Regions from separate parts of the Mus musculus genome. Here region 1 is linked to region 2. Evidence: chromatin contacts called from ENCODE Hi-C data. All regions are on one chromosome and are shown on one strand. The core of a region is the stretch at or near the end of the contact, and the rest is flanking DNA. Distances in the headings are between cores, read along the strand shown.

Evidence for each region. Hi-C counts contacts between places; a loop is a spot of excess contacts on that map.
Region 1: a loop to region 2 is called in a map of heart, with 2.6 times the contacts of the local background. The contact joins the promoter of Fam110a here to the promoter of Psmf1 in region 2. A Hi-C loop is called at or near these places in 1 of 37 maps with a recorded cell type or tissue (heart).

What each region holds. Positions count from the first base shown.
Region 1 is chr2:151,978,914-151,983,670 of GRCm38, forward strand. It overlaps Fam110a (family with sequence similarity 110, member A), which reads right to left and starts at 1,306. Exons shown (of 2, transcript NM_146127.3): 1 at 1,080-1,306.
Region 2 is chr2:151,738,777-151,743,687 of GRCm38, forward strand. Psmf1 (proteasome (prosome, macropain) inhibitor subunit 1) reads right to left here and starts at 2,534. Exons shown (of 7, transcript NM_212446.2): 1 at 2,235-2,534. The coding sequence starts at 2,363.

The DNA.
Region 1 (4,757 bases), core at 56-2,555, 240 kb after region 2:
ACAGGACACTCGGGGAGAGATCAGGCTACAGGAAGCTAGACGACGTGGAAAGAAATGAGGCAGTGGTGTAACTCATCTAGTAGATTGCTCTCTTAGCACAAACCAAGCCCTGGGTTCTATCCCGAAAATGGCACAGAACTGGTGTGCCAGTGGCACATGCTTGTCATCCGAGGAGGCAGATTTAGGAAGACGGAGAGTTCAAGACCAGCCTGGTCATACATAGTAAGATTGAGGCCAGCTTGGGCCATACAAGAGTTGGAGTAGGGAGCATGACACAAAGACAGATGGACAAGCACAGCTCCCCCAGAGCCAGAATGAGGCTCAGAGGAAGAGTAGTTCCCTTCATAAGAGATCCTCCATCGAGTCGGTGATTCCCTGTGTCAAGGACTGAAGACTTCTGCATAGTTAAGTCTGTGCCTTTGAGCAACAGCCTCAACTTCACAGAACCTCAGATTCCCCACCTACGAAACGAGATCAACAACAGGGGGGTAGGTAAGAGTCCAGCCTAAATTAGATGCTCTACTTGGGAGGGTCTGACCCTGCACCCAACTCTCAAGTCCAGTTCCAGCAACTCTGGCTTAGAGGTACCACACACACACACACACACACACACACACATCCACATGACTTCCAAGGCCTTTGGATCCGCAGTCCTAGGGACTCAACCCTGCCCTGCAGTCCTAGGGACTCAACCCAGGGAGGCCCTCTGAGAGGGCAGCACTGGGAACTGGGACTCTGTAGAACCCTGTAAGGCAGAAAAGTTGCGAATGGGGAGGGAATGGTATATGTCCTGAAGGGGAACTCCAAGGGCCGGTAGGGCACGGGTAGCCTAGCCCTGGGATCCCCTGAGCCACGTCTTCCCAATAAGCCCCTTAAAGAGTAACCCGCGGGGTTCCTCTGATCGGCCAGGAGCGGGAACTGCAGAGTGGGAAAGGGAAACAGCCTGGATCCTTTGCTGGCCCCCTGGGCTGGACACTAGACACGAACTCTCCTCTGTCGACCCCCTGTACTGAGACTCTTGCCCGGGTTAATGCGTGGGCACTGCCCCGGGACCCTCCGCCTCCTACCCCCATGCTCACCTGCAGCCCACGTCCAGAGGAATCCCGCTCCTCGCCGGCTGCCGAGGCTGACAGCTGGTGGTCCCTGCAGACCTGAGAAGGCTACTACGTGTGAAGACCGGCGAGCTCTTCCGAGTGGGACGCCCTGGCTGTCCCACGATTCCCTCCGGGAGAACGTCCCTGGGGCCCCAGAGGAAAGGGAAGTGAGCCCGCCGTCCCCGTTGCTGCAATGGTTCGCCCCGGACTTCCTGATTGGCCCGTCGCTTCCGTTCGAACGGCGCGCCACCCGGGTTGCCAGGCAACATCAGGAGCCGCAGATGCAGCAGGGCGACTGCTGCCCGGAGCCCAGCTGGCCGCTTGGCCTTCCGGCTGCCCAGGCCTTGGCAGACCTTTCTTCTCTTCCAGCTGGACTTCCTCGGTCTCCAGCTGCAAGAGTTACTAGTCCCAAATTTGTTTGCTTGGTTTTGCACAGGCACTAGTACCAATATTTTTGGGGTTTTGAGGCAGGGCCTTCACACATAACTAGCCTAGCCCAGGCTGGCCACAACCTCCTTAGTACTAGGATTATAGGTCTATGCCATACCTAGCTTTCTCTCCCTTCACTTTTTTCTTTGGAGGCAGGGTCTCACCAAGTTGCCCAGGCTGACTCGGAATTCATGCGTTTTGCCCAAGTAGTCCTCACACTTGCTGCCTGACTTAAGTCTCCCCATGAGTTGGTACTAAGTGACCACCCCCCAAACTAGGCCCTACTTCCAACTCAGCAGCTACCTCTCTGTGTGTTTACCCACAATCCTCTCTCCCTCTCTGTTCCCCTAACCTGAAATGGCAAGTCAATCCTCAAACGGGCACACCCGTAGCTCCCACTGTGCTTATCAAAACCAGATCAATTATAGACGTCGATCCTGGGAAAGAAGCTGAATCGAGCTTTCTACATAATTCTTGTCAGGACTCATGACCCAGCTCTGAGGTACCTACCTTCAACGCCGCTTTCCAGCTGGGAATACCATGCATTAACTTACAACGATTAGATTAAACGACATTTAAGAACAATGGGAGAATGCTAAGGAAGTGTCATGTTTTAAGCATACTTCAAAACTCTCTGTACAGCATAGATAGATATTAAATACATAACCATACTATTTAAATAAACATAGCCTATTTACAATAACAAACAGCAACTAATTCCTTTACACTTAAAAGATAATACTTTTATTCATTCATTGAGAATTTAATACATAAACACAGTGTATTTTAGTCGTATTTACCGCACTCTCTCCCCTTAACTCCTCCTACACCCACCCTCTCTTCCTCCTGTTTTTGTTTTTTTAAAAGGCACCAAGTCTAATCTGCTGCAACCCTTTAAAAAACTGACTTTCCTTCCCCCAGAAACATTCAGCTATAACTAACTAGCTCCTCCAGTGGGGGCTCATAGCCTCTCCCCTCTCTGTACTGAAATGTTAACTGGCTTGATCATGTACAGACAACCACAGCTGCTGTGGTTTGCCGGCGCAGTGGCCCTGAAGTGCCCACAAGAGTCTGTTTTACTCTGGTCCTCTCTGACCTCTGGCTCTTACAGTCTTTCCGTCCTGATTTGATACATATTTCACACCGGTGGCAGAGCCCTCCACAGACTCTTATTCCCAGCCCCTCGACCAGTTGTGCTGTCCATGGCACAGAAAACCTTCTCTGATGGCGTCTGTAAGCTGCATTAGTTTTATGGATATAGAGTGAATTTAGAAGGCAGTTTGATAGTGTGACCATTTAGCAAATAATAGCAGTAGGTTCACCCTGGGACCAGTAGGCTCCCTAACCATGGGTTCTTGGCCAGATTTGCAATACCAGACATGCACATCCTCCTGTGGAACAAGCTGTAAGTCCAACCAAAACGCTGTTGGCTACCACGAAAGCATTTGTGCCTTGCTGGTCACTATTGCAGTTCAGAGGATTCACATCTGGGTAAGACTGCTGACATCTCTTCTCTCCCAGCAGCCTACACTGCACCTCTGGCTCTGTGAAAGCTAACCTGCAGGAAAGATGCTGCCTCTCAGCACTTAGCTTCTTATTCATACTTCTGTGACATTTGCAAATTTCCAAGTCTTGAACTGTCACAGAATTTTTTAAACTTTTGTTTGTATGTGTGTGTGTGATGCATTCATACATGTGTATTGCAGGATATTTGATCACACTGTGAACCCCCAGACTGTGTTAGTTACTGAAAAAAAAAATCTGTCTCTAGTTGTGGTGTGGCTCAGCCCTTAGCACACACCTTTAATGCCAAACAACAAAGGTGAAGTTAGTTTGTAGAAGGAAGCATCGATGTTTGAAAGTGATGTCTAGTTGAGCGGCAGATAAAGTGATGAATCAGAGAAAGATTTGACAGAATAGGATATGCCCAACTCTCAGGAGAAGAGAGAGGACAGGGAAGATACTTGGGGGCATTGCAGAGAGAGGAAGGAGGCAGTTTGACCAGGACAGTTGTACGGAGACAGGTTAAAGAGAGAACAAGCTAGACACAGATGGAGATAGATACAATGAGCCAGAGAATAAAAAGGAGCCAAAGATTAGAACAGATTTCTAGAATTAACATGAGGCCAAGCTAAGCAATTCAGGAGAGAGAGGGGGAGAGAGAGAGGGAGGGAGAGAGAGAGAGAGAGAGAGAGAGAGAGAGAGAGAGAGAGAGAGAATGAATCAGTCAACTTAGAGAGAAATTTGAGCCAGAACAGCTGAGTTAACCAGCCAGCCAGAGTTAAGAAGGAACAAGAAAGGGTGAGCTTATTCAACAGCAAGTCTCAGGCTGAAAACATTCTAGGCCTAGATAAGATTGTTCAAAGGCTAGAAGCTTTTGGGACTATGCCTAGGTTAGCAGATAGAGACAGTAATCCTCTCAGATAATTACTACATGAGAATAAAAGTTATATTTACACACGTGTGTTTAGGACATGTGTACACAGAGACTAGAAGAGGAATTTGGGTATCCTGTTCTCTGTGTCTCTGTCTCTGTCTCTGTCTCTGTCTCTGTCTCTCTCTCTCCAGGCTCTCTCTATGTAGCCCTGGCTTTCCCAGAGCCTGTTATATAGATCAGACACACAGATGGCCTCTTACCTCTGCCTTACTCTCTTTTGATTTTAGTTTATGTTTTTGCATTTTCTCCTGGGGGCAGGGAAGTGCACTCACCAGTGTGCATGCACAGGTAAAGGACAACGTATAGAAATCAGTTCTCTCCTTCTATCTTGTAGGTTCTAGGGATCTAAGCCTGGTCATCCACCTGGCCCTCTCCATCCTGTTCTCTTGAGATAAGACATCTCATTGAGCCTGGGACTCAGCTGGTGGCCAGCAAGTGCTATGAGCCTCCTATCTCTGCCCTGCCACAGCCTGTGGTCACATGTAGCTTATGTGAGTTCTGGGGATTTGAACTCAGGTCCTCAAGCTTGCACAGCAAGTATCTTACACAGTAAGGGATCTCCCCAGCTCAGGAAAACTTAAAAGAAGTTACCATGAGTTAACTGTGGCTCTCAGTTAGTGTGTGTATCTGCATTGGTCGATCTGCAGCTATCCTCTGTTCCATTCCACAGATTCATTGACTGAGCACTTACTGTGTGTCAGCTTTAGACAGACAGGGGAGCAGCTAATAACATCAGAATAATAATAATAATTCAGAAGAGATCTCTGTCAGCAAGGACAGGGGAGTCTAAGGCTATG
Region 2 (4,911 bases), core at 1,284-3,783:
ATAGTATTCTAGAGAAAACGTCATGTGTGTGTGTGTGTATTGGCAGTAAAGAACCAGGAGGAGGAGTAATTCTATGAAACTCTCCCCTCTGGACACATGCACAGAGCACCCATGAATACCATCTTCGTAAGAGCAAGTCACCAAAATAAGCAATATTCTGTCAGGAAGCACTAACTGGACTCTGTTGGTTATGAGTGGGGTACAGAGGGAGAAGTCACAAAGTGGGAATTTACAGGGGGAGTGGGAGGAGTTAGAAAAAGTTTATGGTCCAATACCATTTATGGAAAAACAAAAAACCCTTTAAAAAGCACACATTCAACACAAAACAGCACGACCAGAAGCTGTGTTCATGAGAGCATGGTAGGATGGGATGGGATGGGAAGGAGTGGGGCGATGGACAACACTGACAAAGGCCCACACATGAAGGACTTTACACAGCAAGTGCAGGGGAGGCCACCCCTGGTGTTTGGAAATCCTTTGCCAGAGGAGTCACAATCAAACTTGGCTAGGTGACAAGGAGACTGGTAGCCTCAGCAGAGACAGGAGAGTAAGGAGAAAACAAAACTGAAGCTAGCCACAGCCTGAGAAACCCTCTTGCCTTTCTGGGTAACTTCCTAGTGTGGTGTGGACTTCAAGGGTGACTCGGGTGTTTAAGGCAGGGCTGGCAGACCTTACCTGTGTTCAGTCAAGACCTTTGACTCTCTCCTGTCCTACATGGACAGCACTGGCCCTACCAGCAGGCGCTCTTGACTTACAGACAACCTGCTCTGCTCCCCACCTCGACACCTTCATTCCGGAGCAAGAAATAATCGCTAGGGTCAGGTAAAGCTCACAGCCTCACTGTGGTAAGGTGAAACGGATACTCCACAGAAAACAGAAGCTAGACAGGCCCAACACATCATGTGGCTGTCCTCTGCACCTTGATATAAAATATCAAGTGTCCCACAAGGCTATGGTTGGCAGATAACGAAAGCATATGTTTGTACCATGTAACTTCCTCAGATGAAGACTCAAAGGCCTGAGAGTGGCTGCGACCTATGAAAGGTTAGAGCAGGGCAGGCTGGAGATTCTTCCAGACAGACTGGTAAGGTAAAGAAAGGTAAAGCTAGCTGTCTTCTATAGACAAAATCCTGAGGCTAGAAACATTCCTTAATGGCCACTGGGCTCACCCTAGTGCCTCTGGGCTAGAATGCAACCAACCAACCAACCAACCAACCAAAACTGCACACATAAACAGGTCATTCTCTCTTTATAATCTTCAGACTCCCACAACACAATGCCAATTTTTCTAACTCGTATCTATGGCCATCTCCATGGCCCTCCACTGACCTTATCTCACACGGCTACAGAGCTCTCATGGGGAGTAGCCGTGCCCTCAATAAGGAGACCAATCAATGCCTGTTTGTTCAAGTCAACAAACATGTTCTTGAGATCAAATATTACAAGCCCAGCTCTATAGCACTGGAGGCAAAAAAGCAAAGAGAAAGTGGGCAGCATGACTCTTTAGCTGCTGAGTTGGTATTACCCAGTCAAGTGCGTGCTTTGTTCCTCTCATCACCCACAGAAGGAGGGTGGCAGGAGGCAGCTAGAGGACCAACACAAATACCTGCTGAGTCCAGCAAGCATTACTAATCTGCTGGCCACAGGCTGGAAAATAAAACTCTCTAGTAGATAAATTAACAGTTAATGGCCTCTCAATTTTTAACTAATTAATTAAAAAAAATTTTTTTTTGGCTTCTACCCTGAAAACGCATACCCATCAGCAGAGAATGGAGGCAAGGGCAGCCTGAGCCCAGAAAGTACTTCAGGAGAACGGACAGCAAGAATCAAACGCAGCATTCAAGTCTGAAATCCAAACACTGTCCCCTCGAAGAAGGGGTCCTAGAATATGGCTGAGTAGGTCAAAGTTCACTGCCACACCAGTGCTTGAATCCAGATGCTTGGAGTTGAGGGTGTAGCACGGAGTATTCTACGGCAGATGCTTTGGGTAAACTGGTGGATGAGGACCTTGAGGAAGCTACTAGCCTGTCTCAGTCAGATCCACACAACCCCGGCTGTGTCGGGGACGCCTTTACACGTCCGTTCCCGAGTTTACACGCACGCTGTGCCCGTTGTCGGCACCAGCACCAGGCGCGCTAAAGTGCGGCATCAGAAGCCTCGCTCGGGCCCTGGCTTTGGCACGGTCAGGGCAGGCCTTTGGGCCTCGGGCTGCAGACTCCCCTCCACCCGCGTACCTGGTCGCCCGTGCCCAAGGCATAGTAGCCGTTTGTCACCACTTCCCAGTGCAGGAAGCAGACGAGTGCGTCCTGCGGGCAGCTCATGGATGGAGCGGCCGACGCGAAGAGAACCTCGAGACCCGCCATGGATGTTTGCGGCTTCTGTGGGAAAGGAAGAAAAGGAGGGGACTATGCAGAAAGCCGCTCCGCCTAAGAGAAGCGGGACCGCGAGCGGCAGCGACGCCTTTTGATGCCGCCTTCGCTTTCGGCTCTGTCCGCACCTGCGCGGAAAAGTGGAAACGCGGAAACGCAGAGACGCGCACCGGAAATACTTGTTGACTTTGTGCGTGCTCCGGGCTGGAAACACCTGCACCGAACTAGAAGGTTCCACTAAGAAGCGCGCAGGCTAGGGCTTATCTTCTCAAAGCCTTTTTGCCTGCAGCAGGCGACTGCTGAGTGCCAGGCTGTTCGTTCCTGGGGAGAGACTGCCTTCTACCAACTACAGTAGACTTCTCATCTGCGAAGTGGAGTGTGTACTAGGCCGGGGGAAAATTTAGGCAATCTGTCTTAGATGTTTTCATCGTAATTTATTAGCATGCCTGCAGTACTTCTTGCCTGATAGCACTTTATTCTACATGCTAAACTTTAATGCATTTATCAAAATTTCCAGATCCAGTATTATACAGTTGGTATTGATGACAGTACTCTGCCACTACATAGATTTGGAAATCGTGTCACAATCAGCCAGTGAGCAATAGAGGTGCCCCTGGGAACTGGTAATTTGGTCTCTAGGATAGCATTTATATGTATGTTGATTGCATGCTAAATCCTGTGCCAAAACCTTTACATCCCCTCTCAACAAATTCATGGGGTATATTTTATTACCCATCCTCACTTTGCGAGTGATATAAAGAGCAGAAAGAGTGAAATGACTTCACCCAAGTAAACACAGCTTTTGACCACATCTAGAGCCCAGAGATAACTGACAAATGCTAGCCACTTGTGCCCCAATCTCCATCAAGATTTTTTTAACCACCTGTTGTTTCTCCATGTTTCTTGAAGTCCAATACTTTTTTGTAGACAAATAAATTTTGCCATGTTGGTTGGTACCATGACCCAAACCATTGTCATTTTTTTTTTCTTGGTTGCCTGGCATCAGCCTTGTATGCTACACTGGTTTCACCCTACAACCAGAGAGATTCTGTTAAAACACAGGGAAGACCATGTTCCTTAGGCCCAAGCCACACCTCAAAGGCGAAGTTCACTCTAGGTCTGTCACCCTCTCACTCCACAGGCCCTGTGCCTTTCTGATATCACCTCCAAGTGTCCTTTCATTCTCTGATCTCCTTGGCTCCAGTGACCTTGACTTCTCTCAGCTCTCATGCCTAGGTTAACATGCCACAGGTCTTGCCCTGATGGAACTTTGTAGTGTTTCTTTTTAATAGACAAAAAGCAATCCAGTATGAAATCTGTCATTTGGGGGTGCTGAGAGAGCTATACAAGGCCCACAGGAAGCCTATGTTCCAAGCAAGGATCAGGAAGGGTTTCTTGGATTAAGAAATGGCCAATTGCACAGAACTCTCATGGAAGAATAAAGAAGAAATGTTCCTGTAAAAGCATATAGCATACGTGAAGGCACCAAGGTGGGAAATGTAGCTACCCCCGTGTAACTGGAGACTCAACACTGCCCCTCTCATCTCTTCCTCATCTTTAACTACTCTCCACACCTGTCCTCAGCCTGGATGTCATGACCCCCAGGGGTTGCATAGCAGATTTCCCTCAAATTAGATATTTATATTGTGATTTATAACAGTAGCAAAATTACAGTTAGGGAGTAGCAATGAAGTGATTTTATGGTCGAGGGTCACTATAACATGAGGTACTGTATGAAAGGACCGCAGCATTAGGAAGGTTGAGAACCACTGCTCCACACTGTGCTCAAGGAGTTTGGTGGTGTGCCAAGGGGGCAGGCATGCAACAGAGAAAGCTATCAGCTCCAGAAGGGCTGAGAATTTTATCACTGAAGTAGGTTAGGCTTGCTGGTTCATGATGATAGCAAAACACAGGCTGGACTTTTGGCCAGCTTTATTAGTGCTTTTAAGGTTTTCTTTTACTCTCTCTTTTTCCTGCTGTTGTTTTATCTTTTTGTAACGAGGCCTCTTGCCTCCTAAGCCACCAGTGCTCTCACCCCGGCCCCTTGGTTCCACACTAGCTTGCATTCCCTTGATTATAGCTTGCAGCTCACACATTTCCCTTTTCTTTTATATACCATTGCCTATCTTAATGGGGCTTCCCCTAAAAGCCAATACTGAAGGTATGGTGGCTTGTGTCTGTAATCCTAGGACCTAGGGGAAGAGAATAAGGAGTTTAAGGCCAATCTCATATTGGTGATGAGTTCAAGGCCATCCTAGGCTACAGGTGATCCCATTGGGAGCTTGAGTGGCTCATTTGAGAGCTGCTCCCAGGGCCGAGCAGGAGGATTGGGCTAAAGGAGGTACCTGATAAGCCTCTGAGAGCAGTTGGAACTCACACTTGCTGGCAAGCAGTGAGGAGAGAGAGTGAAAGATCTCAGAGATGTTTCAACTCAGGACTGGGGAACTGGGATAATGTTTTGCTCTGGTAAGAGCTACTTATTAGAATTATGGAAAGCCCTCAGGTAGTGAATGACAGAATTCGGAGGAAGTGGCTCTGGTGC